7 separate regions of the Mus musculus genome follow, and regions 1, 2, 3, 4, 5 and 6 are each linked to region 7. Evidence: chromatin loops called from intact Hi-C (ENCODE). Cell type or tissue: left cerebral cortex. All regions are shown on one strand. Region 1 overlaps Nlk (nemo like kinase). Region 2 has its middle 9.7 kb from the start of Tmem97. Region 3 overlaps Nlk (nemo like kinase). Region 4 overlaps Nlk (nemo like kinase). Region 5 overlaps Tmem97 (transmembrane protein 97). Region 6 holds the start of Ccnq (cyclin Q). Region 7 holds the start of Lyrm9 (LYR motif containing 9).

Evidence for each region. Peaks named below come from ENCODE experiments on the same cell type or tissue, not always from the same donor. Only the 100,000 strongest peaks of a DNase experiment are listed, where the experiment ranks them.
Region 1: it touches region 7 in a loop (3-fold over the local background); 19 of 42 quality-filtered maps call a loop at or near these places.
Region 2: a loop joins it to region 7, with 3 times the contacts of the local background. A loop is called at or near these places in 25 of 42 quality-filtered maps.
Region 3: a loop joins it to region 7, with 4 times the contacts of the local background. A loop is called at or near these places in 13 of 42 quality-filtered maps.
Region 4: it touches region 7 in a loop (3-fold over the local background); 3 of 42 quality-filtered maps call a loop at or near these places.
Region 5: a loop joins it to region 7, with 5 times the contacts of the local background. A loop is called at or near these places in 7 of 42 quality-filtered maps.
Region 6: a loop joins it to region 7, with 4 times the contacts of the local background. A loop is called at or near these places in 8 of 42 quality-filtered maps.

What each region holds. Positions count from the first base shown.
Region 1 is chr11:78,597,068-78,601,067 of GRCm38, forward strand. The region is part of intron 3 of Nlk (nemo like kinase); the gene reads right to left. Among named protein-coding and RNA genes, the nearest start is that of Tmem97, 48 kb to the left of the region's middle. In left cerebral cortex, a CTCF peak has its summit at 1,815 (motif pointing left); no DNase peak of the experiment used is centred here; H3K27ac peaks cover 642 bases.
Region 2 is chr11:78,558,463-78,562,462 of GRCm38, forward strand. It overlaps the pseudogene D11Bhm181e and the pseudogene Gm22947. Among named protein-coding and RNA genes, the nearest start is that of Tmem97, 9.7 kb to the left of the region's middle. In left cerebral cortex, CTCF peaks have their summits at 2,193 (motif pointing right) and 3,469 (motif pointing right); DNase peaks (open chromatin) are centred at 108, 2,185 and 3,322; H3K27ac peaks cover 552 bases.
Region 3 is chr11:78,692,778-78,696,777 of GRCm38, forward strand. It overlaps Nlk (nemo like kinase), which reads right to left. Exons shown (of 11, transcript NM_008702.3): 1 at 3,032-4,000. The coding sequence starts at 3,489. Among named protein-coding and RNA genes, the nearest start is that of Nlk, 2.6 kb to the right of the region's middle. In left cerebral cortex, no CTCF peak of the experiment used is centred here; DNase peaks (open chromatin) are centred at 1,732, 2,387, 2,626, 2,860 and 1 more place; H3K4me3 peaks cover 3,886 bases; H3K27ac peaks cover 944 bases.
Region 4 is chr11:78,639,044-78,643,043 of GRCm38, forward strand. The region is part of intron 1 of Nlk (nemo like kinase); the gene reads right to left. Among named protein-coding and RNA genes, the nearest start is that of Nlk, 56 kb to the right of the region's middle. In left cerebral cortex, no CTCF peak of the experiment used is centred here; DNase peaks (open chromatin) are centred at 1,731, 2,240 and 3,417; H3K27ac peaks cover 1,753 bases.
Region 5 is chr11:78,542,821-78,546,820 of GRCm38, forward strand. It overlaps Tmem97 (transmembrane protein 97), which reads right to left. Exons shown (of 3, transcript NM_133706.2): 2 at 666-810. Among named protein-coding and RNA genes, the nearest start is that of Tmem97, 5.9 kb to the right of the region's middle. In left cerebral cortex, a CTCF peak has its summit at 2,088 (motif pointing right); no DNase peak of the experiment used is centred here; H3K27ac peaks cover 227 bases.
Region 6 is chr11:78,749,832-78,753,831 of GRCm38, forward strand. It overlaps Ccnq (cyclin Q), which reads right to left and starts at 1,898. Exons shown (of 1, transcript NM_197989.1): 1 at 675-1,898. The coding sequence starts at 1,831. The coding sequence ends at 1,079. In left cerebral cortex, no CTCF peak of the experiment used is centred here; DNase peaks (open chromatin) are centred at 1,584 and 1,847; H3K4me3 peaks cover 1,266 bases; H3K27ac peaks cover 1,143 bases.
Region 7 is chr11:78,824,697-78,828,696 of GRCm38, forward strand. It overlaps Lyrm9 (LYR motif containing 9), which reads left to right and starts at 1,899. Exons shown (of 4, transcript NM_001076681.2): 1 at 1,899-1,940. In left cerebral cortex, CTCF peaks have their summits at 443, 1,819 (motif pointing right) and 3,922 (motif pointing left); DNase peaks (open chromatin) are centred at 537, 855, 1,323, 1,897 and 4 more places; H3K4me3 peaks cover 1,373 bases; H3K27ac peaks cover 3,520 bases.

The DNA of each region.
Region 1 (4,000 bases), 230 kb before region 7:
ATTTAATGAGGGTCTCCACACAAGAGTAAAAACAGGGTACTCTTACCCTCTCTTGGTCCTTCTAAATGGGACAGCCTCTCTAACAGCTGGTGTACCTACTGGGTCAATGACTTTGTGATGGTCTTTAAAGTTATCATTGGATAAAGATGACCTATAGAACCAGTGCTTAGGCTTCTAGGAGAATATTAGCAGATTAACCATTTCCTAGATTAAAAACTTGTCATTAAAAATAAGATCATTAAAAACACACTGTGCATGGTGTGCCAACCTCAGAGTGATTTGAACAGCCCTGCTATAAAATAAATTGCTGCTGATTGCAGCAATTAGTTAAGTAGCTCCATGAAATATGAATTTCAAAATGTACTGATTTGCTTCAGAAAAACGAAGGATGCAAATGAATAATGACAATTGGGGTTGGGAGCAGGCACCACAGTTCTCAGGCTTCCGGTGCTCAAGACAAACAAACAGTGTCTCTGTGTTGCTTTAAGAAGTTGATTTCTTTTTTGAAAATTACCATTTCAAGTTTCTTTACTGCTTTCTCAAATATTGGTTACCAGAGGATGTTACTTTAACAACATTCAAAACTAGGCTAGAGAGTTTATGTTAATAAGCAGAGGTCCCATTTCCAGTCAGGACAAAGCCAAGACTACCTTACATTTCTAGTTTTTTTTTTTTTTTAAAGATTCATTTCTATTAGTTATTTTATTATTGCATATTTGTGAATGCAGAGTGGTGGGGGTGGTTGGACCACATGAGTGCAGGTACCTGCAGAGCTTGGAGAGCCTCCTGAACAAGGTGCTGGGAATTTAACTCAAGTCCTCTGGAAGAGCAGGATATGTTCTAAACTACTGAGCCATTGCTTCAGCCCATGGTCTGAGATTTCCTGACTCCTAATCCATGCTTTCTCCACTGGAACTTGCTTTATAAACCTTCGACCTCGTGCTGTGAATCAAGCATCACCATGGTATGCAAATGCCATAGTTTTCTTTCTACTGCTATGAAATAACACCATGACCATGAGCAACGTGGGGAACATCCTACAGCTCCAACCTGCAGGGAGATCAGGGCAGGAACCTGGATGTGGGAAGTGATGCAGAGGCTATGAAGAAATGCTGGCTTGCTCAGCCTGTTTTCTTACATACCCAAGATCACCAGCTGAGGGCACCCAAAAATGCCCCCACCCCCATGCAGAAAATCAAGTTGATATATCAAATGATGCTACCCTTCTGCTAGTAATTGAAAAAGAACAAAGGTTAAAATGTATCTCAGGAGGTCTGGAAAGATGGCTCTGGGGTTAAGAGCACTGGTTGCTCTTTCAGGTGGTTCCCAGCTTCAGTTCTGAGCACCCACATGGCAGCTCACAACTGTCTGTACCAGTTTCCGGGGATCTACACCCTCACAAAGACACTTGCAGGCAAAACATCAATGCCCATAAAATTAAATTAAATTGATTAATTAAAAAGTATCTCAGGTACAAGTCTATTTTACTATTTCTTTGCCTATTTCTACCTCCTGAGCATCCACTGCCTGTAGTCTTGTTCATTTTGTTCTGTTAGTCAAATTTTACAACTATAAAAATTCACAAATCCATCCATATAAACTCTCCATCCATATAAATCACAGATCACTTCACAGTCTCTATTACTTTTGAGAGAAAATAAAAATGACTGTGTTTTCTTCCCCCAACATAAGTACATGGTATGTATAAAAAGGACAAGGTGGGGCCAGAGAGATGATTTATCGGTTAAGAGCACTGACTGCTCTTCCAGAGGTCCCGAGTTTAAATCCCAGCAACCACATGGTGGCTCACAACCATCTCTAATGAGATCTGATACCCTCTTCTGGTATGTCTGAAGACAGTTACAGTGCACAGACAGCCACAGTGTACTCACATATAATAAATAAATATTTTAAAAAAGACAATGGATTCCAGGGTAATTTTTGGGCTGCAGTAAAATAGGGGGGGGGTGTTATTGGCCCTTAGCAGGAAAACAGAAAAAAAAAATTAGATTATTTGAACTCTAAGCCAAGCCTTTGATGAGAAGTCAAAGTTCCTGTAAGTTTGGAAGTCATTAGATGATAAAATAAATAAAGGCGGGCTGGGGATTTCCTCTAGAAACACAGTGCTTGCTTAGACAGTGTTAAGGCCCTGGGGTTCTGTCCCCAGCAGTGGCAGGAGTCAGAGAAGGATGGTTACCACAGCTAACTTCTTGGGCTTGAGGTGTTTGTCAGTGATGTCATGAGCTACTCAGGGGGCTGAGGCAGCAGGACCCCAATTTTGAGGCCTTCCTGTGCTGCAGAGTAAGCTCAAGCCCAGACTGTATAACTCAGTGAGACTGTCTCAAAATAAAGAGAGCTGGGGGAACAGCTCTGTAGAAGAGCACATACAAGGCCATGGCTCAATCTCCAGGATTCAACAAACAGAAAGGAGGAAAGAGAAAAAGGAGTAAGCAAATATCAGTCTTTACTTTCTATCAAATGAAATGTCACATATAGGGTATTAGTGCTACATGCTCCTATTTCTCTGCAAGAGACATTTACATATCATTTTTAGAAAACCCCTCCATCTCCAGCTGCAGGGCATCTGCCACTCAAGTCTTCTGACCTCAAAGCAACAGTACCCATGTGCATATGCTCCTCCAGACACAAAAGGATGCACACGATTACGTACAAATGATCTTTAAAAATCAGGTAAGCTCAGTGGTTAAGAGCACTGATTGCTCTTCCTAAGGTCCTGAGTTCAAATCCCAGAAACCACATGGTAGCTCACAACCATCCATAATGAGATCTGACGCCCTCTTCTGGGGTGTCTGAAGACAGCTACAGTGTACTTACATATAATAAATAAATAAATCTTTTTAAAAATTCATGTAAACAGATCACCTGTAATGGAGCTATAAACTCAACCCCAATGACAGGACATTCTTTAGAATAATGCATACTAGCCTGGCGGTGGTGGCGCACGCCTTTAATCCCAGCACTTGGGAGGCAGAGGCAGGCGGATTTCTGAGTTCAAGGCCAGCCTGGTCTACAAAGTGAGTTCCAGAACAGCCACGGCTACACAGAGAAACCCTGTCTCAAAAAAACAACAACAAAAAACCAGAATAATGCACACTAAGTGTCAGCAGCGGAGCTGTGGGTGACAGTGACGAAACACCACTTCCTGCCAGAATGCCACAAAGGCTGCTTAGGACAGCAACACAGCAGCAGAGACAAAACAGGGTCAGAGAAGCTTCTGGGGACAAGGAAATGAAGTGGGCCAGAGTGGGAGAGGAAGGAGGAGGGGTGTCAGAAGTAAAAACAGGTCTGGATAATTTACTCTGATAGAAAAGATTATGAGAAGATTAGAAAATTAATCTAGAGCCTCAACAGTAAGTAAGCCTCCCTTGACCTCTTCCTTCAATTAAAACAAATGTGAACTATGATCAATATTTACTTAACCCATCCCTAGAATGTTACATCTACTTTAGGAAGTAATTTAAGAACTCACGATAATCAGCTTCATGCCAGAAATCCTGACTGCCCCAACTGTCAAAGACAATCCTGCAGAAAACAGGCAACACAATCACCACAGAAACAAACGCTGACATCAAATTCTGACCTTCTATTAACAGTAAGATGATTGGGTACTTTTCTGTTTTTAGGAAGTCATGATTACTCAAGCAGTTTCAGAGGCGCAGGACTGATGCCAAGAGCATCTTTGTTTAACCATCATCATTAGCATTGATAAATACTGACTGGGTACCAAGTGGGTGTAGAGAGCATGCTAGCTCAATGACAGAGAAAGAGGATGGAGGCATGCACAGCAAACATTCAAGGGACTGAGGAGAGACTGGCACTGTATACATACAAGAATGACACGGCAAGGACAACAAGGGAATTGGCCAAAAGGGAGAACAGTTGCTACAGTCTTCACAGTTTGCTTTGCACCTCAGTTTACTTTGTTTTATCTATTCCCACTAGCTCAGAGAAGTTAGCCCTATCTTCAAAATCATTCCAT
Region 2 (4,000 bases), 270 kb before region 7:
TTTGTGCTTTGTGGAGTGTATTTGTGTGTGTGCATTCACACCTACCAGGAGTCACTATTATAGAAACCTGGCTTTCATTCTCCCAGAAGCCACCAGCTGACAATGACTCCTCAGTGAGGGATGGGGCCTCAAGTCACTTCCCACTCCATGCTTGGTATTGACTGACTTCATCATGTACAGGAACTACAGCTGCTGTGAGTTCAAGAGTGCAGAAGTCTTGTCATAACCAGAAGATAGATTCTCTCTGGTCCACCCCAACCTCTGGCTTTTACAATATTTCAGCCACCAGTCCTCAAGATAACTGAGCTTAAAGGTGATATGGGTGGGGAGGGAAGAATAATGGAGAGGGAAGTTTCATTGGGGAGGGAAATGGGAGGGTAGTGCAGAGGAGGTGATTGGGAGAGAGATAACTAGCACTAAGGATGTTTGAAAAAGACACATGGAAGCCTACTATTTTATAAACTTTTTGTTTGTTTGTTTGTTTCGAGACAGGGTTTCTCTGTATAGCCCTGGCTGTCTGGGAACTCACTCTGTAGACCAGGCTGGCCTCGAACTCAGAAATCCACCTGCCTCTGCCTCCCAAGTGCTGGGACTAAAGGCGTGCGCCACAACTGCCCGGTATAAACTTATTTTTTTAAGGATTTATTTATTTATTATATGTAAGTACACTGTAGCTGTCTTCAGACACCCCAGAAGAGGGCATCAGATCTCATTATGGATGATTGTGAGCCACCATGTGGTTGCTGGGATTTGAACTCAGGACCTTCGGAAGAGCAGTCAGTGTTCTTAACTGCTGAGCCATCTCTCCAGCCCATAAGCTTCTTAATTAGATAAGCATATATATTAGACATGGCATGGTGCCATATGCTTTTAATCCCACCACTTGGGAGGCAAAGGCGGGCAGACCTCTGTGAGAGCAACCTGGTCTACTTAGTGAATTTCAGGCTAGCCAGAGCTACAAAGTAAGACTCTGTCTCAAAACAAACAAACAAACAACAAAGCAAAACAACAATATCACATCATCATGAAAGAGTTTAATTGGAGTTTACACAGGGGATAAGAAGCCATAGGTTACCAAATAAAAAGTCCATTGCCAGGTTTGGGATGCTTTCCCTTGAGGTATACCTTCAGGGGTGTCCTGAGACCACCCCCAAACAATATAGGCTATTCCCACTGTTCTTGGTAGCCTATCAGAACTTGATGGTAAGACTATTGCTGAAGACACCACACACTTTGGCCATAGATATGGAGAAATCAAGCTGTTACTGACCAGGATGCTAGTCCTCACTGGCTAGCTGTTATATTACCAGGTGATAGGAAGGCTGCAAAGGGAGTGAAGGTGGGTCGTCATTAACATTCTCACCCAGCCCTGAGCCCTGTGAGCTACAATAATGACCAGTGTGGCAAGATACGTCAACGATACAAGAGTGTCATGCATGCCCGGGGTCACCAGCCACTTTCTGATTAGATTTAAGGCCTGCTCTACAGGAAAAAGCACATGCTGGTTACTGTAAATTTATCCAAGAAATATGGTTGGTGAGCTCAGGGGCCCTAATGGTGAATCTAGTTCTATTGTTCTGCTAAATAGACACAGCATCACACTGCCTTCTGATTGTATCTCAGTGCGGCTCTCAGACCTCATCAGAGAGCATGTCAGTGGACATGGAGATTCTCAGGACTCTGCATGAACCACCACACCCAGCTTTTATATATTCATTTTGTGTGTGTGTGGGGGGGGGGGCGTCGTCAATGCTTTCTTCCACTCTGTGGATCCCAGGGCTCCAACTCAGATTGTCAGGCTGGGTGGTGGGCATTGTCACCCACCTAGCCACACCACTGTCCCCATTAACTTCTGTAAACATGCAGACTATAAGCAGGCTTTGCTGGACAGCCTCTATCTAAGCTACTCTTCTGCCCTGTGTGAATGCAGGCACAGAGCAGCTAGTGAGTAAATATGGTCAAGTTCTCATTAAGCTTGATCAAAACAGTGGTCAACTTCACCTATGGTAGCCATGTGCTCTTCAGGGACAAACCCAAGTGGCCACGAGGTTAAGAAAAAAGAGAGCACAGAGGTGTCACATCCTAGTTCTAAGGCTTCACCTGGAATTGGCAACACAGCACATAATAGCATCTAGTCCCATTCCCTCGGTTTATTTAGATACTTGCCCACACTTTGCCACTAGGGGGCATGGAAGTCCAGACTAGCTACATGGTAGCAGCCCACAAGCTCCTGGTATGGGAGGTTTCCCATGCAGAAATCGAGGTGACTCTCACTGTGTCTGAATTTGCTAGAGTCTTAGAAAAAGGTGTGCAGAATGAATGACGTTAATAAATTACTCCCCAACTAGTAGCAAATAATGTGGCAAAGACTATCAATAGATGCCACTGTATGTCATTTGCTGAAGAGTAAGATGTGATCTCAAATTCTTTTCTTTATGTGGGTTTGGTACCCACATCTGTAATCCTAATCTTGGGAGGTAGAGGCAGGAAGTTCACCAGTTCAAAGACAGATTCCATTGCACAGCCAAGTTTAAGTCCAGCCTGGACATGTGAGCCACTGCTTCAGAAAAGCCAAAACAAACTCTCCACAGGTTAGTTACTACAGGGCTCTGGTAGAGTGGAGATCTCTGGTAATCAATGCAATGCTGATCACATAATCATACCATTTATCCCCCCAAAATAAGACAAGCTGTTTGTGCCTCCCGATGGGATGGGATAGGAGCAGACCACTCATATTACCTTATAAAAGATCATCACAGGCGCACACGTGTACACACACACACACACACACACACACACGAAGAAAGATGTGGGATTTATTACTGAACATGAGGTTTGGACAGGCCAGTGAGGCCTTCAGGAGTGGAGGAACTGCCACTTATCTAGGGGACCACAATGGGGAATTTATTTCATTCCACAGCCATCAGCTACTGTATCTTTAAATTCACCTGCATTAAACACGAGGAAGCTCCACGTCTTTGAGATCTGGGTCTTCTAGTGGTCAAGGAACTTGAACTTGGCTACATGCAGGACTTCGACCACAAGTTCACTCTCCTGTAGTTTGCTGTGGATATACATGATGCGTTGGCCACTGTGCCCTGGGGCCTCCCAAAAGCACCCCACATACCCGTGGAGCCTAGCCTGGGGAAAACACTGAGATCAGACATGAATAGCCACCAGAAAATTGTCTCCCAGGTCTCTTAGGGTAACCCATGTAGGGAACAGGCTGTGCACATCCCCAAGGAGGCTGCTATTTGTGGCCACATAAGGCTGAGAGTTTCTCCAAATGTTTAACAGGTACCTAAATCTGAGGAAACAAACTGATTACATAAATCTTCTCCCATGACAGCTGGCTCTGCCTGCTCTCCTGCCTCCTCCTTTCTCCCCCTTCTTCTTTTTAAAAAAGATTTGTTTATTCATTTATGTATGTATGGGTATTTTGTCTGCATACATGTCTGCACACCAGAAGGTGGCACTGGATTCCATTGGACTAGTTACAGATGGTTGTAGCTGCCATCTGGGTGCTGGGGACTAAATTAAGGACTTCTCCAAAAGAGCAGCCAGTACCCTTAACGGCTGAGCCTTCATCTCTCCAGCCCTACTCTCTACCTTTTCTACCAGCATTAAAAAGAAAACCAATATAAGGAAAACACCCCTGATCCTGAATGGGAGGAAATACCACATAGTAAAATCTGGAGGATAACTGGAGAATCTGAATAGAGAAGGTACTCAGGTGACATATCATTTGTTAAATTTCTTAACATCTTGGGCTAACACAGGCTGGAGAGAGAGCTCACCAGGCTAAGTGTCTGCATGCAACCCCGATGATCTAGTTCAATTCCTGGAAGCCATTCTTCCCACCAGATGGGAAAGACAGGAAAAATAGCTCAGGAATAGGAGCCAGGTGTGATAGTGCACACCTCGAATCGCAGCACTCAGGAGGGCCAAACTGGTCTACATAGTGAAATCCTGCCTCAGACAACTAAAAAAGAAGTAAGGG
Region 3 (4,000 bases), 130 kb before region 7:
TGTATCACTAGAAGGATTTGCTTAATCTTTTTTTTTAGTTTAGTTTGTTTGTTTGGTTTTTGTTTTTTTGAGAAAGGGTTTCTCTGTGTAGCCCCAGCTGTCCTCGAACTCAGAAATCCACCTGCCTCTGCCTCCCAAGTGCTGGATTAAAGGCGTGTGCCACCACTGCCTGGCCTGTTTAATCGTTCTAAAAAATAATTGTTTCACACATAAAAAGAACTTTCTAAATTAAAAAGAAAAACTATGTTTTATTAGGTTAAATGGTAAACAACGTCACCTGGAATTTCAGCACACTACTGGCAATTCATTCTGGTGTGGTTATCAAATCTCTAGTTTTAGCAAACTTAGGTCACAAGGCAGTTAAATTCCAAAGAAGCAATTCAGACATCAAGTCATCAATATGTAAATATAAAAATAGAAAAGCATTTGCATACTAAAAACACACCTGGTACTCCTCTCCCTTTTCAAACTAAATTGTATTTCACCTAAAACAGCTGATAAAAACCATTCCTGCCTGATTGTGAAATGAAATCGTATCAAAAAGAAAAAATTGGAAGACACTGCAAGATGGCAGCCATCCGAAAACCAAGGAAAGAAGCTCAGAAGGACTCAAGCCCACCGACACCTAGATCTTGGATTTCTATTCTCGAGAACTGAGAGAAATATATGCCTATGTTTACGCCAAAACAAAGCAGAACATCAAAAAAGCAGTAAGATGCCATAGCACTGTCCTAGGTACTGGAGGAAAAAAAAAAAAGTTCTTCTAGACCAGTGGTTCTCAACCTGTGGGTGGAGCCTCCCTAGAGGATTGAAAGACCCTTTCACAGTATCACCTAAGACCACCGGTAAACACAGATATTTACATTATGATTCATAATAGTAGCAAAATTACAGTTTCGAAGTAGCATCGATGGTAACTTTATGGTTGGGGGTCACCACAACCTGAGGAACTGTGTTAAAGGGCTGCAGCTTTAGGAAGGTTGAGGACACTGTCCTCTTCTAAACATGGTGCTACATCTCTACATTCCCAGCACTCAGAGGCAAGCTCGAGGCCCAGTGAGCTACATAGTTGAGCTCCAGGCCAAACAGAAACAGTTATATATTGATTGAGACTTTGTCTCGAAAAGTTACAAAACAAGTACTTTGTTATACAGGTCGTACCCTCAAGGAACTTACAGTGTATTCAGTAAATATGAAACAATTGAAGATGGTCAAAGTTACTGGTTCAAGGGGCTGTCTGCAAATTTCTAGAAAGGATTCCCACCAAGCACTGGTGGATTTTTCAGATACAAGCGATTCCTAATGTCCACTGCCAGGAGGTCTGACAGATGAGATGCTAGAGCACTCCCTTTTCATTTTTTCTACTCTTGCCATAAAACTGACGTTAAAACTTCTGCAAGTCACATGGCCTTTTGACAGAAAGGTAGTGAACTCGAGAATGCTAAAAAAAAAAAAAAAAAAAAAAAAAAGCTCCCTTTCTGTATCCCTTAAGTTTTCAGCATTGGACACAACCCCATCTTAAAAAAAAAAAAAAATCCAGATACTCAAAGTTTGTGAAACAATGACAAGAGTTAAAGCAGGAAACCAGTTTTCTCCTGCTCTCCTCCCATCCCCGCCTAGTTGGGAAACCCTCAAGGGTTAGGCAAGGAGTGGAAGTGCCTAGTGAATTCCCTGGGGAAGGTGCTCTGGAAGAGAAGAGGAAGGCAGGAATAGTCAGGTCCCCGAACAGTCACTTAGAAGAACCCATTATGGCTACACTCTTCCCCACCAGCAATCCCACAGTCCCTGGAGAAGAAGGAAGGCAGCAATAACCTCCTTGCAGGCTGGCTGAGAAAAACTGAACTCTACGTTGTTGGGTTTTTTGTTGTTCTGTTTTCGTTTTAAGGAGAATTAAGAATCAGCTCACTTAGGTGCCAAGACTTTAACTTCTGGAATCAGATAGCTAGCTATTACACAAATAATATCTAGCTGAATTTTAGCCTTCAAAACAAAGAAAGGAATTTATTTATAGGCAAATTTTAAAGATTTCTTTTTTGTGATGGGGACTTCCCTGGACATTAAGAATCTATGTTTACATACACTGAAAATCTGAAATCATCTCTCCACCCTGGAATTGTTAATCCTTGGGAGGAAAAACTAAGAAAAAGAAAAGCTCAGCTCATTCTATATAGGATAGAAGTAAATGCACTATAAGCTACCAATCTTCCTATGGAGGGCAAGTTGACAAAGACGTTGCATTTAACAAATCTTTAGACGTTTAAACATATCTGACCATTAACAAAAGTCAAGCAGCTTCATTTGTTAAAAGTACACTTCCCACCATAGCAGCTGGCCAATAGTCAGCAACACATTACATGGAATGTGGGCCACTGCGTAGCTCCAGTCTACTAACCTCATTTGTGCTACTCATGTGTGATGCTATATTTAATGCATTCTTATCAGAAGGCTAAGCTACAGACTTCCCAACTTAAGCTTTATGGTTTAAAATAAAACTACTCAAGTGATGATTTTTAATGGGTTTAACAATGAAACCTACCTTTCTTCCCAGGGCCAAGATCACAAAACAAGGTATGAAAAGATATAGTGGGCAGGAAAGTTGACTGCATTAAATATATTCTGCTGAGGACTAGTATAAAGCAATCAAGCTGGGGGTCAGCTGTTGACACCTGCTGTAATTGAGCAGCCAATCCAAACTACCACACTTGAGATGGCCAAGGTCTTTGTAGGAGGTATTTCACACATTTACCTGCTGATCTTACACTCAGTAGCTCTCTGAGTGAGGTTCTTGGAAGGCAAGTTCATCAGTCTGCAAACTTGTGTCACTCTGGAGAAAATGCTCCACTACCATTTGACATGACTCAAAAAGCACGGGCCTAGAGTGCCAGTGCACTAGGCCTCATCGTCATCCAGGAGGATGGCTCCCTCAAGTTGAGTGGAAAAGCTCGCTCTACTTTGGTCAAGATGGGAGTAAAACCAATGAAGCATGGCTTGCCCCGTAAGAACCATGTGGAGTTGTGGTTTTGATACTCACCAGACAACGCCAAAGGCTCCATATCCAATTGGTCTATCCGGCTCAATGTCCAGCTGCTGTTGCGGATGATGCGAGTGCTGATGATGGTGCGCCTTAACTGTAGCAGCTGCAGCAGCCTGTACCTGAGCTGGGGCTGCTGCGGCTGGCCCAGGAGCCTGACCCGGTGCCGGGGATGGGAAATATGGCTGTTGTTGCCCAGGGTTTAACATGGCTGCGGCTGCAGCTGCTGCGGCGGCTGCCGCAGCTGCCGAAGACGTATGCTGCTGGACTGGGTGTACGGCAGCAGCCGACCCCGGATGAAGGTGGTGTTGAGGGTGGTGGTGGTGGTGAAGGTGAGGAGGAGGAAGGTGTGGAAGGTGGTGATGATGGTGGTGGTGGTGACCTGCTGCAGCTGCAGATGTACCGCCATTGTAAGCCGCCATCATTTTTGCGTTGGCTCTTGTGCCACAAAGAGACATTCAAAAAAATGCCCTTTGATTGGAAAGCAAACTGGGTCAAGCTGTCATTTGGCCATTTAAAAAAATGAAGAAAAACCACTCACTCCACCTCAAAAAACATAGAGCGGAACTGGCTTTATGTCTTCATCGGTCAATCCAGACAAGTTTGACAATCTTGGGTGTTCGATTTGGGGGTGAGAGTGTGTGGAAGGGTATGGGTTGTCAAAATAAAAGTTAAGAACATAAAATAAGAAGAAAAAAAAAAGGAAAAGAAAAAGGGAAAAGGGCCCCTTCCCCCCAGGATTCCTGCCACAAGTGGATACTAAAACTCCATTCTTAATGGGGGGGAGGTTCCAACTTTGAATGTGGGAATAAAGGCCAAACCTCCCGACCCCCTGAACTCCGCACACGAAAAGGATCTGGTAACACGCCACCCTTGGAATCTTGTAAGAGGGTTGACTCATCTACCCCTTCCATTCCCACATCCTTTTCTAAACACCTCCCACCTCCTCAAAAACACAATTAAAAAAAA
Region 4 (4,000 bases), 190 kb before region 7:
GTCTGCAACCCTATAGGTAGAACAACAATATGAACTAACCAGTACCCCCAGAGCTTGTGTCTCTAGCTGCACATGTAGCAGAAGATGGCCTAGTCGGCCATCATTGGGAAGAGTGGCCCCTAGGTCTTGCAAACTTTATATGCCCCAGTACAGGGGAACACCAGGGCCAAGAGGTGGGAGTGGGTGGGTAGGGGAGTTGGGGGGGAGGAGGGTATGGGGGACTTTCGGGATAGCATTTGAAATGTAAATGAAGAAAATATCTAATAATAAAAAAAAAAAGAAAGGCTTTGTCTCCTTGTGAAGAGTAGGGGGAAGAACCTTGCACGCCCAAATTAATGTTTGCTTAAATAACAAGATGTCCATCATTAACATGCATGTGTCCTTACTGAGGAATGAGGATGCTAAGCTTGTGTCAACTAGTACAGCAGACCTTACACACAAAGAAGGAAGGAGTGGGCCTCTGAGAAATCCTGGTGAATTTTATCCGTGGAACAGTGTCTGCAACCCCAGTGCTCCAGAGGCTGAGCACAATGGCTCCTCTCCTGCATTTTGTTTTCTACTCTAGGGAGTTGTACATAATCACCATTATAGCCTCCAGACTTACTATGAGAAGAAAATTCTTAATTCTTGTCACCATTGGCTTACTATGAACACACAAGGCTATCATTTCTGTTTATCTCTTATGATAACTGATGGAGGGGCGCTTACCCCAGTGCCCAGGAGGTAGGGACAGGTAGATCTCTATGAGTTCGAGACCAACCAGGTCTACATACTGAGAGTTCATCTCAAAAACAAAAGCAAATAAAAAATGATTTAAAGACTTTAGTCAAATGTCATTCAAATGAACATATTTGATTAGAGCACTCTGACATACAAACTAAGTTGTTTCAGTAAGTTACTTAGTTTACCCTCAAACAGATCTGAGTAAAAACAAGCCATGTGTATACTTTTTATGTTAGGGTTATCCGAACTGTAATCTATCTATGAAAGGAAAATGTTACAGTGGAAGAACCAGCCATTTCTAGTTCTAAGATCAATTAATTAATCTATTAAAAATCAGTTAATGTCTCTGGAAAATATAGAATTAGAAAGTACAAGATGTCAAAAACTAAATGTTCTCCACTAGCATAGGGGCATTGTAAAACAGCTCTCAGCCTGTGGGTTGGGGACATGATTCTTACATAAAACTTAGATGGGGGAAAAAGGTTGAGTGTAAATGCAGAGAATTAACCCTTTTTTTTTTTTTTTTTTTTTGGTTTTTCGAGACAGGGTTTCTCTGTATAGCCCTGGCTGTCCTGGGACTCACTTTGTAGACCAGGCTGGCCTCAAACTCAGAAATCCTCCTGCCTCTGCCTCCCGAGTGCTGGCATTAAAGGCGTGCGCCACCACGCCCGGTGCTCAGATTCCCATTAAAGATCTTGTATCTTTCTCAACCCAAATATAAACAGTAGACATTTCACCTCCTCCAATATTTCTTTATTATAACCTCTAAGGTCCAGGAATCTGAGGCAATATTTAAGTATCGAAAAATATGTAAGAAAAGCTCCTTAAAAAACAAAAACAAAACTCTACCCAGTGAGTTAGGTACAGGGACAGTTCTGCAACGCTCACTCCTTTCAGTGCTCCCTAAAGGTAAAGAGCTTTACACATTCCAAACACCCTCTTCAAAGTCAGCCCTATCTCACTGACACCCACTGGCTATGTAAACCACATTTGCCTGAAATGTTACCACTCAATGGATTTTTCCAAACTAAGTATATCTGTGACCTATACAAGAACACCTGTACTGACAGTTTCTGGAATGTCATTATTTAATAAAGCACAGGACATTTGGAACCCAAGAAGTCTCCATTCTGGAAGGGAAGGGAATGCATGGAGGAGGGAGAGAGGGTATAGGGAGAGCAAATATGGACATAACAAACATATGTGTATATGAAAATGTCATAATGAAGCCCATTAATCTCATTAATCTGTGCAATTAATAGAACTCAATAATTGTGATTTTTAAAGTAAAATAAAACCTTACCTAATCCTCAAAAAAAAAATCTCCATTCTGGCTTTATGATTTTAACCTAGGTGCAACAGTTAGAACACAGACCCAAGATAAAAGGACAGAAATACACTTAAGGAGAAAGACGGCTTTTCTATTTCTGCCAGCTATTTTAGAAAATCCTAGAATACTTAAAGTGAGTGTCTCAATGCCATCTGGTCGTACTGCTGATGTAATTCTAAACAGCAATTTTAAAGACTTATGCAGATTTTTCTTTGTAAAAGCAGATGCATTAAAAGCTATGTCAGAGCCACTGTGGTAGCATGTACCCAGCATCCAGGAAGCAGAGCTAGGCAGACTTCTAAGTTCCGGGCCAGCCTGGTCTACATGATGAAATCCTGCCTCCTACTCCAACCACCAAATAAAAGGAACTTATATCAGAGCAGTCCTGGGCATGACATGAGGAGTGAGAAACAAAATATCCATTCCAACTATATATATTTTTAGAGATTTTTCAAATTATAAGATACTATATATCTTGATCAAGAAGTTAATTCTACTTGTGCCATGTTTTATTTTTAAAATTAAGAAAAAATATTTTAGCTAGGTATGGTGAGACACTCCTTTAATCTCAGCACTATGGAGGCAAAGTCAGGCATATTTGTGTGTGTTCAAAACTAGCCTGGTCTATATAAGTTCCAGGACAGCCATAACTACATAATAAGACCTGTCTTGGGGCTGGGGGTAGGGGAAGAGCAAAACCAAAACCAAATGATAAAAACCCATTATTTTATGTGTATGGGTGTTTTGCCTGCCTGTACATCTGGGTACCATGTGCATGCCTGGTACCCATAGAGGCCATAAGAGGGGATTGGATCTCTGGAACTGGAATTATGAACAGTCGTGAGCCTCTGTGTGGGTGCTAGGAAAAGAACCCTGATCCTTTGGAAGAGCAGACAGTGTTTTTAAACACTAAGCCAACTCTCTAGCCCTGCAATTTGATTTATAACAAAGGCCCCGACAATAGCAGTATATATTCGCACTACACTATAAAGTGTTGGGATCCTTGTCTTTATAAGCAGAAGCTAGATAGAGACATACCATCTTTTCCTATGAGATCTAAATTCCTTCTAAAATGATGTTATGTGACTTATGGTCTGAGAATGAGAAGTTAAAAAAAAAAGTGGGGGCTGGGGAGGGGCAGGATACAATTCCAACTCACAAAGCTGTTAATCTTGTGTTACAAATGGAATGAACTCGACAATACTGCCATGAAGGATTTTCAGCAAACTGTTCCCCAGGGTCCAGACCACTATGCAAATTGACTTCTTCCAAGCTAGAGAAGCACTGCACTTTCAGGAGGAAATGGGAGCTACAGCAGATCTAAAGCAGGGAGGTGCAGCGGCAGCACGTGTAACATTAGCTAATGCTGTGTATAATCCCAGTCTTGTTTCATGAAGAGTCTTTTCCTGGCACTTCTAATTTCCACTTCAGGTGCCTGCTGCTTCTCAGTGTTTTTTCCCACTTTACTCTGCCAGTACATATATCACATTCTCCATCACCCCCAAAAGACCAGAACTACAAAACAGGACCAGTGGGGAGGCCCCCATTCTACTTTGGGCAAAGAAAAGTTGTAAGGATGTGGATGGACTGTTTCTTGGTACAGGGAGACAATGACACAAGAAAATTAACACAATCTGCAAAGAAAGGAAGCAAGAATGTAGGTAATATCCAAGCTTTTGCATTCCAATGTATCTGAGGCTAATTATATCCACTTTGAAGTCTGATGATGTGAATGAAGAGCTTATATTGATGATCTTTCATAACAAGGACCAGCTTTTATACTCACCCTCACTAGAACTAAAATGAACTTTCTAGTCTTCATTCCCCTGCCCTCAGATTATAAACAATGAAATGAGTTCTTGCTTCTAGATTCCTAAGACAAAAATAATCAGACTCACAAACATTTGGTTTTTCTCAGAAAAAAATCACATAAAATTCTGAAAAAAA
Region 5 (4,000 bases), 280 kb before region 7:
TAATCAGGTTAAGGCGACTCCAGGGGCGTCTGGGACCTGCTCTGCCTCATCACCCGTTTGTCTGCCTCTGAGTGGAACCTCAGACTATACACATGGAAACCAGGTGTTGCGCTGCTCAACAGGTAAGCTTACAGGACCCAAACAGCTCAGCCAGTCTGATCTAAAACAGGGGAAGGGACCCTGTCCCAGCACCCGTAGTGATTCACGTGCAGAATCCCAGTGAGAAATAAACTTTTCCACTCTATAAGCTTAGTTTCCAAGGGCAGGCATGGCTACTTCATAAATAAATAAATAGGCATACTTTTTTTTTGAGTTTTGCCTACATGTATTTAGTGTCCTGAGGCCAGAAGAGGGTGTTGGATCCTGGACCTGGAGTTCTAGAATGGTTATGAGCTGCCATGTGGGTGCTGGACACCAAACTGAGGTCCTTCAGAAGAGCAGAGCTGGGAGGAAGCTAGGCTTACAACCAACACGTAAGAGCGGCCAGTGTTCTTAATTGCTGAGCCCCAGCCCCAGAAATAATTTTTAAATGAGAAGTTAAGCTCTTCAGGGATTAGCTCGATACTTCCTGCTCATAAGGCAATATACTAACCTAAGGGGAAAGTAAGGCCAAGGATAAATAAATAAATCCTGAGCCAAACTAGGATTTTGTGCACTGTACCAACCTTTGAAGAAGGCATATGCCGCAATGGGAAAGAAAGGCAGCTGGAACACAAGCTCACAGAGCAGGAAGGACTTGAACCACACTGGGGGCTCCTGCATCAGAGGGTCTTTGAACTCCTTTGAGTACCACCGCAACAGGTTGCTGAACTGCAAAGAGACAGGGTCACAGTGAGCATGGCCTTGCGGCTTGCATGGCTCAGTGGCTCCAGTGCACCAATATCCTCTGCTAAGAGTCCCTTGTGCAGCCCTGGTGGCAGCAGTCACATGCTCCAACTGGCTCTTGCATCTGCAGCACTGACTCTCCCTTTAATACAGTCCTCATGTTGAGTTACCTCCAACCATAAAAGTACTTGTGTTGTTACTTCATAGTAGTAATTTGGCTACTGTTATGAATCGTAATGTAAATATCTGTTTTCCCATGGTCTTAGGTGACCCCCATGAAATAGTCATTAGACATCTAAAAGGGTTACCACCACAGGTTGAGAACCATTGGCCTAGATGGTCACTAATAAAAACTTACTAGCCATAATTCAAATGTTACCCTCTCTGCACAGTAAGTTTTCCTTTCCCATCCCATCTTAGTAGAACTGCACATCTGTTCCTCACTCTGTGATAGCACAAACCGAGGCATGTTACTGTACATGCTACTGTAGAGCTGCAGTGCCAGCTGCTTACGAGATTTTCAGGATGCTATTCCTCTACCAGGTTTTGGTAAGAAAATTAAAAACCCATCCTGACATTTTCCCTTTCACAAATGCATATCCAAGTCCCAAAGCTAGATACTTCGAATGCAGAAACCAGTTGACTTTTCTAGGGGGGAGGGTAGAAGGAAGTAAATCTAACCTCTGTGGAGACATGGACATTTTAATCCCAATATTACAAATAAGTTTATTTTCATTTATCTTTTAAAAGACCAGCTGAAGCCAGGCGTGGTGGCGCACGCCTTTAATCCCAGCACTGGAGGCAGAGGCAGGCAGATTTCTGAGTTCGAGGCCTGGTCTACAGAGTGAGTTCCAGGACAGCCAGGGCTATACAGAGAAACCCTGTCTAGAAAAACCAAAAAAAAAAAACCAAAAAAAAAAAAAAAAAAGGACCAGCTGATATTTGTGGAAGTAGTAGTAGTAGTACACAGCATCTAGGTTCGCAGGGCTGGAGTTATTGTCTGGTTCCAGCTCCAGCCTCACCCTTGCCATTAACCAATCACAGCTGCAGGTGCACGCTGACGCGCTTACAGGGGAGACTGCAGCTGCAACCCTGTGCTTTACAGGAGCCAGACAGAGGCTAGAGCCTGGCCAACTTAGCATCCTGAATCCCAGGCCATCCTCAGCTACATACTTGGTCTACGGCTAACCTGGGCTATATGAAGTCTTGTCTCAAAAACAAATTAACATTACAAAAATAGCCTGGAGGTGGCACTCTTACACCTTCAAAGCCAACTAAGTATTGGGATATGGTGGATAAAGGCAGCTTCCTTGTGTTTATTTTACAATGGAAAATCTAGGGATATGTTTTATGTTAATTTTTAATCAAAAGGTAAAGGCTGTTAGGGGTGGTGGCACATAGTAACCCCAGCACTTGGGAGATGGAGCTGGAGGGGCGGAGTTCAGGCCTCTTTGGAGGCTAAGTCTGAGATACAGGAGACCTATCTCAAAATCAACAAAACCAAGTAACACCAAAAAAGGCTGGCCATTGTGAAACAAAAGCTCGTTACCACGAGGGCTTTGAAGCATCCAGATGCTGCTGGGGTCACAGGCATCAGAACACACAGCTTTGATTCTTGGCAATGCCGCCTGCCTCCTGAACACTCTTCAGGGCAGTAAGGTTGGGACAGTAAAGGTTAAGTCAGCCCTCCCGAGACTCCACTTCCTCATCTGTAAATTCAGCAGGTTAGACGGTTTTTTTCCCTTTGCATTGTGGTTTTTGAGAACAGGTCTCTAGCTGAGATGGGCCTTGAACTCCTGACCCTCCACTTCGTGGGTTCAGGGAATAGAGCTGTGCATCACAGCTTCACTTTACAATGACATCACTGTAAACAATGTCTGAGGTCTGCCTCTTCCACAGGTCCGCACAGACACGTGCTGAAGGGCTGCAAAGTAAGATCAGCAAAGCTGACTGCCCAGTCCCAATCAGTTGGAGCCCATAGGGGTCTACCACACATATCTGCTGCCAGAACAGCCTAGACAGTGAGTGGAAGACAAAGACAAGGTCCCCAGCAGGGTGGCAGGACTGCTGGAGCTGGAGGCCAAGGGCCTGGCTCTGACAAGACCCTTAACAGCATCACACATAATGCCGATGACCATCCTATGGTGTTCCGATGCAATGACTTAATACAGTGGCCTGTAGACCAGCAGATAGCACAGATGAAGGAAGCTTATTTGTCCAGACCTGGAGATGCTCCAGCTTAACACTACCCAATGGAAGCAGGCAACTGCTCATTATCACTTAAGCCCAAACCCCAAGGTTTAAAAGAAAACACTTTCCATTTACACCACACCCCTACCTGGAACACATCTCTCTGAACTCATGGGCTACTGCATCCTGCGGACCTACAGACTCACACCCCTTTCTTATTTTAACAGAATGGATTCACTCAGCTGCAAAAGATACTACAAAATCTTTCCAGTTTAAACTCAAACTCAAGTCTTTTAACTGTTTCATAATGGTTTTTAGTTCTTGTGATTTGATTGAAACAGCAGCAAAAATTTAGCTTGCAAAATTCAGCCCAACTGCTGAGGCCTTCTACATTGTTAGGAAAAAACTCTAGATCATAAGTTTTAGCTATCTATTGTTTTGGGGGGAGGGTGTAAATTTCAGCTTTGCTATTTTATAGAGATGGTCTTGCAGTTCTAAGTTCAAGTATCATTCACGACAATCTGAGGCTGACTCAAGTCACAGACTATTATTTTCTTCGTGGAGAAACAATAAAATCATTACTCCCTCATCCAAAAGCAGCAAGAGGGGAACAGGGGATGGCCTTCCAAGGCAGGATGCTGCAGGTTCATGCTTTCAGTAGTCAACAGCAGAGATGCAGTTTTGGGCCAGTACATTAAAAAGGCAGGGCCAGCAAGCTGGTTCTGTGCTTGGTAAAGTGCTTGGTACACAAACTCAATAACTGGAGTTCAATGCCCAGAACAACCTCAAAGGTAGAAGACCTGGCCCACAGGTTGTCGTGATCTCCGACAATGCAGCATGCACTCCCTAACAGTAATAAAGTGTCAAAGGCAAAAAGGGGACAGAGTAAAGGGCTAGCCAGGAAACCTAGCACCAGGTGCATGAGACACATGAATAATGCTACATCCCTAACCTGGAAGCTGTTGTAGAATATTCGATCACACTG
Region 6 (4,000 bases), 75 kb before region 7:
AAATGACTCCTGGGTCCGTGGAGTCCCAACACCTCCTTTCCTTGCTCACATTTGTTTGTTAAATTTGAGATAGGGTCTCACTCCGTAGCCAAGGCTGGTCTGGAACTCAGGATCCTCCTGCCCTCAGCGTGCTCAGCCTTTCCCCCTTGACCTTCAAGAGGCTGGTCACTCTTCCGGATGCTAACAGCCAGGACAAAGGAGGCAGCTCTAACACAACTGTCTTATGATTTAGGGAAGTCCACTATGTGGGAACTTCTGGGGATAATGAAGTATGATGATTGTCCTTTTAAATGGATACCCACAACGATAAGCAAGATCTCACCATAAAGGTCCATTATCATGAGATGATGGGTAAGAATCCAGAGAGCTGAAAGACAGAAATTCTTACAGCCGTTATCATACGTTTAACATTCCCCAACTCATACTTTGCCTATCTTTGTATACTTCTTTTTTGTAGAAATTATAGTGCATCTATAACCTTGTTATCTTCTATGCTGCCTAATATGAACCTTTACCCACATTGTCATAAACCCCTTACAAATATGTTTTAGTGGTTGAATAATAAATACTCCATTGTATGGATGTACCATGCTTCACTAACCATTTCCCCAATATTGATCAGTTTCCAGTATCTCTCCTACTGTAACTTAGAAATACCATAAGGCAGACTCTGGTGCGTTAAACCTTTCCTATATTTTATTTGCATAATTTTTATTATACAAAATAAGATTCTATGTTACACATTCATACTTCCCCTAAGGGTGCAGTTCTATTCTTTAACTTTCCTGTTGGCGACCTGCAATGGTCCATGCCTCAAATGCAGCATCTTCTCAAAGGGCAAAAGCTGATGCAGCCAATTCTAGAAAGCTCTATATGTCCTGCCCACATGGAAGCTCTTAGCATTATTTGAACAAGGGCTGCTGGGGACAAAATGACAGCATGTCATTGCAGTCACCAATGACATCCTCTGCCAGCACAACCAGTCCTCCGAGTGGAGACACGCCATCACAGCAACTTGGTGGAACGATACCCCAGGCCTCCGATCATCCTGGTCTTAGGTCCGGCCTCGGCCAGGGCCTTAGGGGATCTCTGTATCCATAGTATAAATCTGAATGAGATCAGACACAATATTGTCAATGATTGGCTTGGTAAGGTCATCACTAAATACCTGCCACCAAGGCTTCTCGGCCTCACCCTCTGCAGGCACCTCGACTCCATAGACCTGCAGGGCCAGGTAGAGCACAGCCACGGCTAGGTGCTGAGCCTGGAAGCGGAGGCATAGCCCCCCGTGGTAGCTATCTCGTAGCAGAGCCCAAGCTGTAACTGAGATGGGGGTTCGTTGCCAGCTGTAACGATTCAGCCAGTTCTTGAGGGAAATCAAGTAGTGCAGCAGGTACTTGTGTGGATGCTGGAAAGAGACTTGGAAGCGCAGAACTCGTAGCATAAGAAGCTCACATTGTACAATGCTGTCTCGTAGCTCCCAGAAGCGGGAATCCAGCTCCAATGGCTCACTGCCCGGGTTAAAGTACCTGTGCGACACGTTGATGATGTCACGAGTACGCAAGTGTTGCTCCTCCACTTTGCCGGCCAAGTAAATGGAAGACATGGCGACCAGGTAGAGGTCATATGCGTCCAGGTTGATCTCGCAGAAGAACTTATGGTAAATGGTGCAAGCGGTGGCGATGGGGATGGACTGCATGCCTAGCTTGACGCCTGCCTCCATGATAAACCGGGTTACTCGGAAGTGCACCCTCGCCTCGGGAGCCGGCCTCTCCTCGGCTCGCGGCGCCGCCGGCCCGCTTTCGCAGCTGTCTGGCCGAACAGCCTCCATGAGGCCCAGCAGGCCGCCCCGGAAGGAGAAACGCTCCGGCGCGCCGAGGCCGGCTCCGGGGGTCCTCGCGGAGGGGGCGTGCCGTCAAGCGGCCACGCCCCCACCCGTCCTGCCGCCACGCCCACCCTGCTCGGCTTTTCCTCCTATATTAAAAGATAGGCACTCAGGAGCAGCTTGGTGGAGACGAGGAGTGCTATTTTTAAGACATCTGAGAAGATACTACTTTTGATTTAAGGGGCTTTTTCACTGTTCCTGAGAATCCAGGCTATGGAAAGGATGAGAGTCAACTCTCACCCTGGCATTTGCCTCTGTGACCCTGGGGGCTTTGGTTGATCCTCTACATCTCATTCCTTAGGTGCAAGTTGGGGTGGTTGGCTGTCCCCTCCTCATGGAGCTCTTGTGAAAAATGAACGAGTGATGTAGGCAGATCAAATATGCTCCATAAGTTTGGCTTTGATGATTATTTTTCTGAGTCAGGTTTTCTACATTTAACCCAGACTGGCCTTGTACTCTTGATCCTCTTATCCCAGGTGTGCAACACCACACTCAGCGATATTTTGTTTTAATTGAAAAAGAAAGGAAGGAAGGAAAGAAAGAAAGAAAGAAAGAAAGAAAGAAAGAAAGAAAGAAAGAAAGGAAGGAAGGAAGGAAGGAAGGAAGATAGATACATCAGGACATCAGGACAGGGGTTTTCTATTGTAGCCTTGGCTGTCCTGGAACTTGATCTGCAGACCAGGCTGGTCTCCAAATCAGGAGATCTACCTGTCTCTTAGGATTAAAGACATGCACTGCTGCCCACCCCCCCACCCCCCCCCCCATCCTGCTACCATCACCCAGCTCATGACCTTTAGCTATTACTAATTTGTTTTGAGGAATCTTTCATTTTCATTTATGTCTTTATATATCTGTATGAATTAAGACTTTTGTAAAGTGGGAAAAAACACCCTAAGCCATAGGGATTCCAAAGAGAGGTATATGCATTAGACGATGTACCAGACATGGATTTCTCAATCTTAGCGTTCTTTAGCCCCCAAGAAAAGCAGTACCCCACAACTTCTACATTTCTCATTTGGCCACTTGTAGCACACGGTTATCTTCCTCTTTAAATGTTACCGATTAAGACTACATTCTCAAATTTTATTTATTTTTTGTTTGTTTTGTTTTTGGAGACTGTTTCTCACTATATAGCCCAGGCAGACCTGAAACCTGTTATATAGATCAGGCTGGCCTCACAGAGATCTGCCTGACAAGTGCTGGGATTAAAGGTGTGAGCTTTCACATGCTGTGGAAGACACTATGTTGGTAGTTCTGGGGACAGATAGAATCCAGCACATTACTCGTGAACTAAATGCCCTGCCCACTTCAGTATGATTTTTTTTTTTTTTTTTTTTTTACTATGTCAGAGGATCTTATTGAAAACACATCAACAGTGGTGGTATAACTTGAGAGGGAAAACGAAACTGTTTCCAGAGCTCTGTAGAACCCTGACTTCTGTAGGAGCACACTCTGGTAAATTGAGACTGTCCATCCTGGGTGCAGTGGCCTGCGTTAGCCCTCAAGGCAGAAGGGCAGAGCAGCCAGTGTCTGCTGCAGCTCCCCCTCCCCCAAAAGCAGCTGTAAATCCATTTCCTGTCTTGTAATTATGTCTCTTGTAGTAATTAGCCCCTTCATATCAATGAAGCTGAATTTCCATGGGTAATGAAATGAAGCCCCAGTGTGTGAGACAAATGAAATGTGGCAGGCAGGTGATGGCCTTGCAGATTTCCTTGGGGACAAAGGAAATGACCCTTCATGTCCAAAGGCCACTGTGGGGGTGAGGGTGGAGGAAGCAAACAGATCTCTGTGAGTTCAAGGCCAGTCTAGTCTACATAAACAGTTTCTGGAAGGCCAGGGCTACATACCAAGTGTTTAAGAAAAAGGTCTGAGTGCACAAGGATATTTCAAGACCTTGAAGCCCTAAAGCCAATACAGAGCCATGTCTGGCGGAGTGTATTTGGGCTTTCCCTGTACTGCTGGGTTGAGTGAGGCTGGGTGTATAAATGTAGCCTCATGGCCTTGAGAAAGAACTCAGTCTTAGAAATAAAGAATATCACCCTCCATCTCTCTCTCTCTCACTTTCTTTTTGACACCGAGTCTTTCTATGTAGCCCAGCATTGGCTAGCTTGGAAT
Region 7 (4,000 bases):
TCACTATTTCCTTATTCTTTTTTTGTTTTTTATTTTCTTCCTTCCTTTCTTCTTTCTTTTGTTTTGTTTTGTTTTATTTGTGTTTTTTTTTTTTTTTTTTTTTTTGCTTTTACAAGACAAAACAGCCCTGTTTCTCTGTGTAACAGCCCTGGGTGTCCTGGAACTCGATTTGTAGAGCAGCCTGGCCTCGAACTCACAGAGCTCCACCTGCCTCTGCCTCTGGAGTGTTTGGATTAAAGGTGTGCACCTCCTTGCCTGGCTTGGATTATTCTTAAATCCAAGTTCTCACTGTGACTCGGTAAAAGAAAGGGAGCTGCTATCCACATCTCTCCCTCAAGCTAAAAAATAAAAAAATTTCTTTTCTGTTCTTTCTCTTTTGTGCTGCCTAGCTGTCGACAAAGAGTTTTCGAGAAAGATAAATGTTGTGTCTCTGTAAAGACAGAAGTAACACAAGAGGCAGGAAGGTGGAGCCTTTCGGAGGTAGAGCTAACAGCTTGCTTCTTGAATATTTTATGACCTAGGTATTAGAATGAGGCTTCTGAAGCAGGAACACGGAGATCTAGGAACAAAAGAGGGGGACTGAGAGAACAGATTGAAATTTCTTAAAAATATGAAAGGATCTTAATGTTGTACGAGAGAGTGGATTGGTGTCCCAGCAGGTTGCTCCTAGTAAGGGCTCTAAAAGCGTAATGATTTATTGATTGGATCTGCACTAATGACATGCCGTGATTATGCATGGGTAAATAAAAAGGCTGATTTATGAGGGTGCATTCGGATCTTTCAGATACAGTTGGTCCAAGTCTACAGTTTGAAAATAAATGAAGGAAATTATCTGGGTATTCCAGGGGAAGAATCCTCCCACACAGATTTGAAGACGGGGTAGAGTGTTAGCTGAAGAGGAGGAAGGGGGTGCTTTGTGTGTGGGGGGGGTGCGGGAGGGAGACGGTGGCATTCTAGAGAGTTGAAGATGAATCAGAGAAAGGAAGTAGTTCTGTTAAGAAATAGCCCCTGCTTCCTAAGAGGAAGAAAAATAGACTTCCGAGTGCTGCTAAACAGCGATGTTTACTTTTAAAAAATGAAGAAAAAAGGCATTATAAGCAATTGTCTTGTTAAAGCAGCTACATGAGGAGCGTGTGTAAGGAAATCGGGCTTTTCATTATAGGTAGATTTTTTTTAAAGCCCCGAAGAGGAAAGATGAAGAGAAGCAATGTTATCCACCGGCGCCCTTGCTGCCTTTCAGACAGCGGCCCAGAGAAGCTAGAAGCCTCATTGAACAGGGCGTTTGTCTCATGAAAAAGACCTGTCTTTATTTCTTTCAGGATATAAAACTTGTGTTTAAATCAATTCAGAGAAGCATTCTGACTTTAAACATGCGCGAGTGGGGAGAACCCGTTTAATGAAACAGCATTATTTCATTTTCAAAAAATGATCCCGGCAGTAGCTGCAAGTTAAGATTCTTCATTCTCTCCCTCGATTATAATTATAGCAGAGTTGAAAGGAAGCGTGCCTATTACTGTCATATGTATTCTTCTGACAGGTGTTGTGGGACTGTAATTTGATCAAGTGACTCGAAATGAAGACTCCCTTCCAAACATAATTCCTGTCATCAACATAACAACAGGAAGGACACGTCCTTCAAGAAGACGTTTCACAGATCTTGAGCACCCCTAATATTCTCCATTCGTGGGAATATGAAGAAGAGCTTGCCATCAGAGTTTGTATCCAAGGTTGTAAGGGAGACAAGGAAAAGCGGGCCGTGGTTCCAGCCAACTGGGCGGGGTCGGATCAGGAAGCCCGCACCCAGTAGGACCCCGAGTCCCGCGGATGGCCGGCAGAGGGCGCTAGGGTACCAGGCGGGGGCGGGGCTGCGCTTGCTTCTGCCGCGCAGGCGCAATCGTGTCGCTCGCGGTGTCTCCAGTTGGCGTCCGCCGGGAAGGCGGGTGAGCCGCGCTGCGCGGGCCCTTGGGCGGGGACTCGGGGGGCGGCAGGGGCGGGCTGGGGATTACCGAGGCTGCCTGCAGGGCCGGGATATGTGGAAGCCCTGGGGGCGATCTGCGGGCTCTCCAGGCTTTCCCCTAGTGCCAGCGACACCTGTCGCAGCCATAGTTGCCGCGCCGCGGAGGAGCGTGGGAGGCCGGGATGCGGTGTCGGAGGACACGGGGAGCCAGGTCTCTGCCATGTGCTGCTGGCATCTGCACTCGGCTGGAGCAGCCTCCGTTCTATGGTTTTCAAAGAGGAGACGTGCTACTCTCACTCGGTCTGCAGGAACACCCTGTTACCAGGAGTATCTGGAATAATTTTGGTCTTTGCAATATGTAACCCTATCTGGCCTTGAACTCGTAATCCCCCTGCCCCAACTTCCCAGTAGTACTGTGATTCCCGGCCAGTGCTAAAGTGCACACGTTTAATAACATTTAGAATGTGCGCAGATGTGCATCTATGGCCACTGTTGATTTTAGAACATTTACCTTGAAAGAAAACCATCTACATTTGCTGGCAAAACCCCTCTCCAGTCTCGTCCTTTCTCTTTGCGCTAGGCAACCACTTAGCTGATTTCCATAGATTTTGTTAGTTCTGAACATTTCACAGAAATGGAATCAATCATATGCAGCCCCGGTTATTGGTTTCCTGCGTCTTTTATGCCTCATTCAAAGCACGCACGTGGTAGCATATGTAAGTGCTTCATTCGCTTTATTACAGAATAATTTTCCAATGTTTGCCTGGATCAGATTTTATCTCCCCATGTGCCCAGTGATGGCCCTTGGGACTCATTTGAAGTCCTTACTCTTACATACCTGTCTTCTGGGTATAAGGTGGGGGTGGGGGTGGGGGTGGGCCAAAGAAAGGGAAGGATAAAGTGTATATCCTTGGGTGGCACGTGGGATTTGGCCAGGAAGAAAGAGACTGATTAGCTTAGCTGCTAACTAGGAGCTAGGAACAGCTCCGTGGTAAAAAGGTTGCCAGGCATCGTCAAGCCCCAGGATTCATTTCCAGCATCCCCACCTCCCACAGGGATGGACCAAAAACTGGTTCTGAAGGGTGTGCCGGTGGGAATGTAGGGAGGCTGGCCTGACCTTGGCTGTGTGGGAGAGGGACGAGGGGAGGCAGGATTGCTGGAAGAACATAAATATGCCAGATGGAGCCCTAGGGTGGGCGGGGGCAGGGAGCTAACCATTCCTATTTTCAACTTTCTCCATCATGAAGATTAATTGCGTATTTAAAAAAAATGGCTGGTGCAGGCTTAATTTAGCTTTTATCAGTACTCAATTGGGCATAATTTCGGGTTATTTTCTGCAGTTCCATTATCTTTTTAAATGTATGACTCTTTTTCCAATTATTTTTAGGTGACCCGTGTTAGGACACAGGTTAGTGATAACGACAGTGAGCTTACCTGTGATTGGGTCTTTTCTTCTTAGCACCTGTGCCAGCATTGTCACCTGGCACCCAGGAAGTTCCCTTTATGCCCCCCGCCCCCACCAATAGGTCATGTTCTTTAAGCTTTATAAACTGGTTTTGTTTCAGTTTTTTTTTTAAAGATTTATTTATTATGTGTAAGTACACTGTAGTTGTCTTCAGACACACCAGAAGAGGGCATCCAGTCTTGGGACAGATGGTTGTGAGCCACCATGTGGTTGCTGGGATTTGAACTCAGGACCTCTGGAAGATCAGTCAGCGCTCTTAACTGCTGAGCCATCTCTCCAGCCCCTTGTTTAAGTTTTGAGACAGGCAGGATCTTGGATAGCCCAGGCTGACCTCGAGCTTATTATGTAGCCTAGACTGGACCTTGAACCCAGGCTTCCTGCTTCTACCTCCTGAGTGCTATTACGGGGATATGCCACTAGACCCATTCAGTTCTGTATGTGAGTGTAATGAGTGTGTGTGTGGTCACAAGTGGAGGTCAGAGGACAGCTTTTGGGAATTGGTTCTCTCCTGCCACCTTGTGGGATCCAAGAGTTTGAACTCAGATTGTAAGGCTGGAGTCTAAGGCATCCTATCTCTC